Regions from separate parts of the Homo sapiens genome. Here region 2 is linked to region 1. Evidence: chromatin loops called from intact Hi-C (ENCODE). Cell type or tissue: PC-3. All regions are shown on one strand. Each heading gives the region's core, and the rest is flanking DNA. Links, peaks and the distances in the headings are about the cores only.

Evidence for each region. Peaks named below come from ENCODE experiments on the same cell type or tissue, not always from the same donor. Only the 100,000 strongest peaks of a DNase experiment are listed, where the experiment ranks them.
Region 2: it touches region 1 in a loop (2.1-fold over the local background); 1 of 110 quality-filtered maps calls a loop at or near these places.

Annotation. Positions count from the first base shown.
Region 1 is chr13:90,052,953-90,057,508 of GRCh38, reverse strand. No RefSeq gene overlaps it. Among named protein-coding and RNA genes, the nearest start is that of LINC00559, 64 kb to the left of the region's middle. In PC-3, for the core only: no CTCF peak of the experiment used is centred there; a DNase peak (open chromatin) is centred at 2,178.
Region 2 is chr13:89,952,427-89,956,982 of GRCh38, reverse strand. No RefSeq gene overlaps it. Among named protein-coding and RNA genes, the nearest start is that of LINC00559, 170 kb to the left of the region's middle. In PC-3, for the core only: no CTCF peak of the experiment used is centred there; no DNase peak of the experiment used is centred there.

The DNA.
Region 1 (4,556 bases), core at 163-4,162:
AATAGAGAGGGCTGTTTGTCCAAAAGCCTTATCAATATGTTAAATATATTTAAACAGATAATGAGTTTACTGATGTATCATATTGTATTGACAAAATACTTTTGTGTAATGAAAAAGACTGCCAACAGAAACAGTGTTGACTTACCTACTGTCAGTTCCTCACTTTGTACCACTTCCAGATCCTAACAGTTCCATATTAAAAGAACAGACACTGAAAAGTCATTAAAGAATATGGACTGTTGAAGATGTATTAAGCAAGTTAGTAGAAATAATCACTCAGCAAAAAAGAAGAGGCATGTGGTAATGTGAGGAGGGGAATATGTATGTATATGAATATATATTTTGCATTTATTTACAAAGAAAGAGTGAAATAGAATAAAGAAAATTATCTATGATTACCTATTGATGTTCCTTGAAAGATTTTATCCTTTATTTGAAATTCTAAAACTCTAATAATTATTTTATAACCTGTTACATCATTTTCCATTCTTCCCTAAGGATAAATACGTTTGCTTTCTAAATAAATTATGAGCATCTTGAATAACAGGGCTATATTCTATTATTCTTTCATTATCTCAATTTACTTTGCACGGTGTTTGATTATTTTTGGATAGACAGAAACATAGATAGATGACATAATAACTTAGGTTTCTGTATTTTATATGCTATAGCATAAATTCAGAAATCTTGTACAGGTACATATGTGTACTTGAAAATATTCAGCTGTGGGAAATAGCACATGAATAGAAAAAGGAACTTGTTGTTAAGATTGTTACTGATACCACTATTGTCTGCTGACATCATATCATATACTCAAATTGTTCCATAACTGCAGCATGAGAATGTTTAAATTCCAAATCAAATTAGTTTTAATTCAAAAATGAGAAGCACAGACATTTCCTTAGGTCTCTGTAAATTATTCATTAATTTATCATGCATTTTCTGAATGTTTCTGCGCAATGTTTGTGTTTTAAGTCAGACTAAATTTAATTTTTTTGTGAGGTGGCAATGAGTTTTTAAAAAGGTGTTGGCAAATTACAAAAAAAAAAGCCTGAGTTAAGATAAAGAATAGATTTAGAAAAGATATTTTGGAATAACTATTTGAAAACACACATAAAGAAAATAAATATTTATATTAGTTTACAAATGGCCTTTATATCTCATTAAGTATAGAGTGAGTGGCCTTAGATGTGTATAGAAGGGAGTGATGAATTTTGGTAGAGCATTATGGCCTATTACTTTGTACCCAAAAACACAGTGGCCACAGCTATACTACTACCACTCTATACACACACACACACACACACACACACACAACTATAAATATATACATACACATATATGTACACACTGCTACTATATATTTCTCATGAAATAATAGCAATATATATTATATATTAATATATAATAGCAAACTGTGTACATATATGTGTATGTGAACATATAAAAGATATATGAAATATATACATGCATAGTAGCAAATAGTGCACATATATGTGTATGTACCTATGGAAGATATGTGAAATATGCTGACATATACCATAAAATATATATGCTCTTACAAATAGTTCATGTATCATAAAACATATATGAAATACCTATATGTATATATAGTAGCAAATAGGTACTACCTGTGTTCATATCATTAGCCTCCTATACTTGAGACTTTACTGAATGATGAAATGCATTTGCCATGCTTGTCCACCTTCAGAATCCTAATACACTCTAAAACTATTTGAAAGATATGGACAAGTATAGTTAGCACCTGTGTATGGTGGTAGCATAAATTATATTCACATTCAGCTCTGAAGTGCAAGAGAATCAAACTACTTTATTTATAATTGATTCATTTTTCAAAAGCTGTAAAGAACTGGAAGGCAGTTTCATTCAATATAGTTTATCCAATTTAATTATGTTTATAACCCTATAAGTAACACTCAGTCCTTCTGGGTAAAAATGTTCATATTCCCTGAGTTTCACCCACATTGCTGTTTACAGATCTACTCCATGGAGCCTGATGGTTCCTTGATAATGGGGGAGATTAGGACTCACATTTTCTCATGATTTTGTTTTTCTGGACTCTACGTGGTGCCATTTGGTTCTACATGGTGTGTCTTCTGAATCCTGTTTTTCTGGTACTGACCAGTGTGACAGCTCTAGATGAAGTTTGTAGTAGGTGTGAAACATGATCTGTGATTACTCAGCGTGGTTGGAACCCTGTCATGCTTCCTGGTTGATGTAGCTTACTTTTCTTATACTAAGGCCACTGTGCCCCTGAAATTGGCTCTATCGTCCCAGGCCCATGGGGGCTCACCCTGTTCCCTTGGCTGAGTGCTGCTTCTGTATCTCCCAGTATACTCTGGAATACTACCCAATGAGACTTTCATCTGTTTTGGTGTTACACACAAAACACAGAGTAAGAAAGAAGCTGAGCAAAGCTAAATTTCAAGGCCTCTTTCATGCAGCCCATCCCAAGCTGTGCTGCAAATTTCCTTTGATATAACTGACACTTTGTTTTGGGAGGCTATTTCATGTTGTCAAATAAAATTTAATTAATTAATTTGATAGATTTGAAGATTTTCATTTATTACTTAAATTTTTAAAATATAATTGCATATTATATATGTGTGTAATAATATATATTATTATATAAGTAATCTTCCATATTCATTTTATTTGTACATCTAGCCAAAAAAATGTGACAAAAATTAAGGTAAGAAAGAAATAATAAAATGAAAAAAAAGCACTTTAAAACATACAGAGACTTTTCTTTAAAGTCTACATTCAAAATGGTACTTTCTCTTCAATTAACACTAAAGCATTTAGACAGTCTAATGCTGAGAAAAATGTAGCTCATAATGTTAATCTATTTAATTGAGCTTACAGTAATAATTGAAAATACATGACTATGTTATGTTTCTGTCTCTAGGTCCACTTAGGAGGGTAACAATCTCTTGATCCGTTTACTATAATTTAGTAAGAAAGTAATTTAAAAGTTTGCACAGAACAGTTGTCCTGGATGTATTCACCCATTCTAAAGGAAGTTGAAAGGAACACCTAGCTGAACCTGCGTTTATTAGAATACAGCGAGTAAAACTACAGCTTTTGTCAATGTGCACTGTGGCTTTTGCCTTCTAGCAAGGAAAAGGATCAGTATTCCAGATGAACACCATGGATCATCAAGTCAAACCCCTTGTCAACAAAATAAATTCAAATGAAAGCTTATGTGACTTTTGGAAAAAGTAGAAAATATTCTGAAAGCTGCAAAAGACATACAATCTAAATCAAGATGATACATAGTTCCATATTTAGCAAATTCATTTCATTCTAAATTTACACTTTACTGACTGTAAAATACATCAGACACCAGAAAATTGCACATCTTATTTAATAAACCAAAGAAAAACAAACACACATAATTTCTAGAAGAATATATACATCATGGACACGTCAGAAGATAAAAATCACATTTCCTAGTGATAAATACATTATAAACTGGTAATTGAGATATTATAAACTACACATTCTAGACAAACTCCATTATATTTCATGTATTTTATTGACAATTAAGATGTGAAAATGAATGCAATTTTAATCTGGTGGTAGGATACCATTAGTTTGTTCTCCTGATACAGAGCAAGAGAAGACTTGGGAACAGGTAGCTATTGTGGGCAGGGGATAGTATTAAGAAGTTAGAGTAAAGGGACTGGGAAACTGATATAGGTATGACAAGGAACCCAAACTGGCATTACATTTCCAGATAATTGTCAGAAAGAGGTCAATCCTGCTGAGGACTCTCTGAAGAAGGATGTGGAACAAAACTTAGAATTGTCCTTCTGGGAGACTGGAGACTGGAACATCTATTCACTGACCACCATTCTCTATTAATGAAGGCCGCCCCAGGAGCATCAGCTTCCCTGCACTTCAAGGATATACTTGCATTGATTAAGCTCTTAGGGTGTCAAAGAAAGCCTGAGGCAGAAAGCTGAGATGTTGGAAGATATCTGTGGAATTAGGTAGTGTCCATCACAGCTAATGTGAATGTTAAAAGCTGAGCCTTGTGGTTGAGACTCTGGATATCAGTCATGACTATCACACATAATCCTACAATCTCCCATTCCATTTATGAGAAATAACATTGTATATTTGGATATTTATATTCAGGCAATAAAACAGTAGGCAACTGTAGAAGATTAAGGTCATTTGGAAGCCTTTCTTACCTAGTCAGAATCTGAAATGAATAATGCTAAAACTGGATTATCAGGAAAAAAGTAATTTGTGGAATACATTCACAAACTGTATTTTTGGTTCTCATATTCTCCTAAAAGCAGCATGTACAAATGAACATGCTCTATGGATAGGATGTTGACTACTGTGACTGAATAATTTAGAATAATAAAAAATTTATACAGTAATTGCTAGAGTAAAGGCACTTTCTACCTATCAGGAAAATCACATAATATCATGAGATAAATCATTATAAACAAATGTCTTAATGTAAATGCTAATACTTGGTAAGTTTCAATATAATGTATTCATTTCCAACTTGAGTTTTG
Region 2 (4,556 bases), core at 286-4,285, 100 kb after region 1:
TCAGTTAATTCTGGCAAGCAAACCAATTAGGTAACAAAGATGGACAGTTCAGCCAAAGAAGAGAAAAATGATTTTTCCCATGGCAGAATACTCATCTTAGCAAAGAAAGTATATAGAAAACTTGATGTCAGAAATATTACAAAGTTAATGATTTCTCCTTTTTTAACTCACATTCAAATGTTCTAGAAAGTCATCTTTAATATTACTTAAATTAGGAAACCAATTAAGTTTTTATATGTATATCAAATGTACTTTTAAATAATATTTAAAAATTAAAATAATTTGCATTCCTTAGTAAATACATAGAAATGAATAAAACTGGAAAAACTAGAGAGAAGCAGAGCCCAAGATAACAAAGCTTTAATTTTTCTATAGTTTATTTAATTGATAAAATGTATACATAGTTTTCTACATATTAATGTATGGCTGGTCAATAAAACATAGAAAATCAATACTTTCCAGAAAGATATGTATTCTGGTGGAGAATGAGAAATATGTCAATCAATACAAACATGCACGCACACACACACATGTGCAGATCCATACCAAAATATATACCACATATTCCACATATTTTATGCAAATATATCTGGCAAATATGTGGTATATACTTTTGACAACTATATCTTATCAGCCAAAAGTATACACCACATATTCTAGGCAAATATATCTGATAAGATTGGCTAATTTTAGGCAAATCTACTCAATAAAACTGTAGTTTTGATAGAATTTCCAAAATAAAAATAGAACAATTTTGTTGTTAATTTAAAATTTTTCTGAAAACAAAATAAGAATATGCCTTACACCTAACACAACACACAATAATACTTTCAAAATGTCATTAGTTCTTCTTGGCATTCAGGCTCCCAACTAAGCATGTTCAGCAATGCAAATAAATAAGGACAATTATCCTTCATTACACATGTTCTTGAAAGTTCTAATCTAGTGGAATAAAAGCCTTGTACTTAAAATATATATCTGCGTGCCTTCATTCATAATTACAGGGAGATACATGTTATTTCTATTTTGAGTTCAATGTTTCACTGCACAAATAGAAACATCAATGCATATGAAAGCTATCATAATAGAAACTCATTTACATATAAGATGGTTCCAGAAAGTTAAAAATGTCATGAGGAGAAAGATGAGGAAAAGATCAAGCTTAAATTCCTTTTCACTGAATTTGAGTAAGCTCATATTATTCCTCTGATTGTAATTATATATTATTGTCTGTAATGTATCACAATTTCCAGTAGGATTACTTTTTTTTCCATGTTACGTTTGTGTGAATTATACTGTTTCTGAACTTTGATTTTTACCTTCCTTAAATTATAATCAGAAAGAGTGGACTTACATCATGAAATATTCATATTTACATTGGGCAGCATCATTGGATGAGCACATGAGCTCATATTTACTTGTCTCCTTCAAACCCAGTTTTGTTTTGTAAACAAAATCTAAAAGTAACTGGAAAGTAGCATATCATTCTGGTTAAAGGTCTGGTAATTGGAGTCAGACAAACTTACTTTCCAAAGTTTGCTGTGATCCTTAATGGCTATATAGAATTTTTCAATGTAATTGAATTTGCCAAGATTTATCCCTTCATAAACTGTTCCTTATATGAAAATATTGGGATAATAACTATTTCCATTTAATAATCTTGAGAAAAAAGAACAAAGATGGAAGCATATCACATCCTGATCTCAAAATATATTACAAAGCTACAGTAATGAAACAGTATGGCACTGACACACACACACACACACACACACACACACACACACACACACAGAGACACACAAAGACAGACATAAAAACCAATGGGACAAAATGGAAGTCCAGAAATAAATTCATGCACGTAATGTCAATTGCTCTTAGACAAAGGTGCCAGGAACACACAATGGGGAAATGACACTCTCTTCATTAAATGATGTTTGGCAAACTGGATATCTACATGCAAAAGAGTAAGTCCAGACCCTTATCTCACCCCATACACAAAATTCAACACCAAATGGAATAAAGACTTAAACTTAAGACCTGCAACTGTAAAACTCCCACAAAGAAATATGGAGGAAGAGCTTTATGACATTGGTCTTGGCAACTGTTTCTTGGATATGACACCAAAAGCTCAGGCAACAAAAGGAAAATAGCAAGCCAAGTATCTGATAAGGAAGTTAGTTTTCAAACTATATAAAGAACCTCTACAAGTAAGGAAAACAAAGAAACAACCTGATTAAAGATGGGAAAACGACATAAATGGGTATTTCTTAAAAGAAGACATACCAATGGCCAAGAGATATATGAAAAAAATGCTCAACATCATTAATTATCGGGCAAAAGTAGTTGAAAACTACAGTACAATGAAATATCACCTCACATATGCTAGGAAGGTTATTATGAAATAGAAAATATAATAATTGGTGAGAATGTGAAGAAACTGGAATCCTTGTATGCTGTTGGTGGGAATGTAAAATGGTTTGGCAGCTATGGAACATAGTATGGATGTTCCCAGAAAAGTTAAAAATGAAACGACGGTATGATCCTGCCATCTTTCTCCTGGGTAAATATGCAAGGGAATAGGAATCAGGATCTCAAAGGGATATCTTCATGCCTATGTTTACTGCAATGCACCATTATTCACAATAGCCAAGACATGAAAACTGTCCAAGTGTCCATGGGCCAATGAATAAAAATAGATAAAGAAACTGTGGTATCTACACATCATGGAACATAATTCATCCTTAAAGAAAAAGGAAATCTATCCTTCCATTTGTAGCAACATAGTGGGACCTGGATGATATTATGCTAAGTGAATTCAGTCAGTCACAGAAGAAAAATGCTGAATGATTCCACTTATAGAAAATATATAAAATAGTTAAAATTATAGAAGCCAGAAATAGAATGTTGGTTTTCAGGGGCTGGGTGGTGGGAGAAATGGTGAGATGTTATTCAACCGGTATAAAGTTACAATTATACAACTGAGTACGATCCCAATATCTGTTGTAAAAAATAGTGCCTACAGTTAACCAAGGTGGTACTGTGTATTTCAAAATTTGCTAAGAGCGTAGATTTCATGTCGTGTTCTTACCATAGAAACAAAACAAAAAGACATAAGGAAACAAAACAAAAAGACATAAGGAAACAAAAAGAAACAAGAATACTTTGGGAGGTGTCGGATATGTCTACTTCCTTGATTGTGGTGATGTCATCACAGCTGTTTGCATATGTCCAAACTCATCAATTTGTACACTTAATTAAATAAGTACAGTTTTGGTTATCAATTATATCTCAATAGAGCTACTTTTTTTCTTTTAAATGTGTGTATAAATGTAATCACCTTTTTCCATACTTAGAGAATGTATATTCAAGATTTAATGATCAGGGAGATGAAATGGCTCAGACTGAGGTAAGTGAGACAAAACCAGATATTAAATAAACAGAAATAATAATATATTAAATAAATAGAAAAGGCAAGCTCTGGGATGGAGGTTGGGCAGGACAATGAGAGTAAGAAGAAACACAAATTGAGAAAAGGACACAGTTGAAAACGGAGACTCAAACAATAGAAAAAAATCCAACTATTCATGTATATCAGATATAGCAGGATTTAACAGAAATACAGCTCAAACTTTTGAGTTAGACAGATATGAGCTCTATTCAATTGACAATTCAATTATTCGATTCAATTCTTATTTGTGTAAATGTGGTAACCACTCAGTCCACTCAATTGTAAAATTGAAGAAATAATATTCTCTATGGTTCTTAACATATGATAATTATTGGTATAGATATTTTGTAGAGATACAGGCAAGGGAGGATCTAGAGTTTGTGGTTTCTGAAGCATATGCAATTTGTGGAGTCTTCTTAGAAAAAGAATTCAAAATTAATGTTACTAGCTTACATAAGAATAAAAGTTTAGCATGAGAAAGTAAATCACCACCAATTACAAATACCACAAAATTCATATAGTTCGGAAAAATAACAAAACATTTTTATTAATAAACAGCTCAACACAAGAGTAGAATATATTTTTTCTAAAATATTGGTGGCATATTTCATGACTACTTCAAAGGACAATGATTTCATAATATAATTTTCTATATAAATTACAGAAAACTAGTTTTCTCTTTCCTCTAGCATGCTTGTTAAAATTTGTTACATTTATTACTATTATTGTTATCAAAGAGAAGCAAGTTTAGAAAGTGTTCAATTCAGGTTCACAGGTTAATACTGAAATCATTATCAAATATTCAGGCTTATTGTTAAATTTGGGAAAACTATTACCAGATTTCTTCCACTTAGACTACAAAACAACAAGTCACTGCAAATTTCCATTTGGGGTGACTTCTTATATACTGGCTGAATTGATGCTACTAATTAGCCAGTTTGTCACTGATGCTCTGATAGTGTTATTTGTATTATGAATTGTCTATTATCTTTGTCAATGTCAGTATTTTGTGTCAAACAAACAAGAAACAAATCTTTGGCCAATGAGCTGACACAACACAATAATAAGTTGTAATATATAAAACGTGTGATCTCACACTCAGACGTAC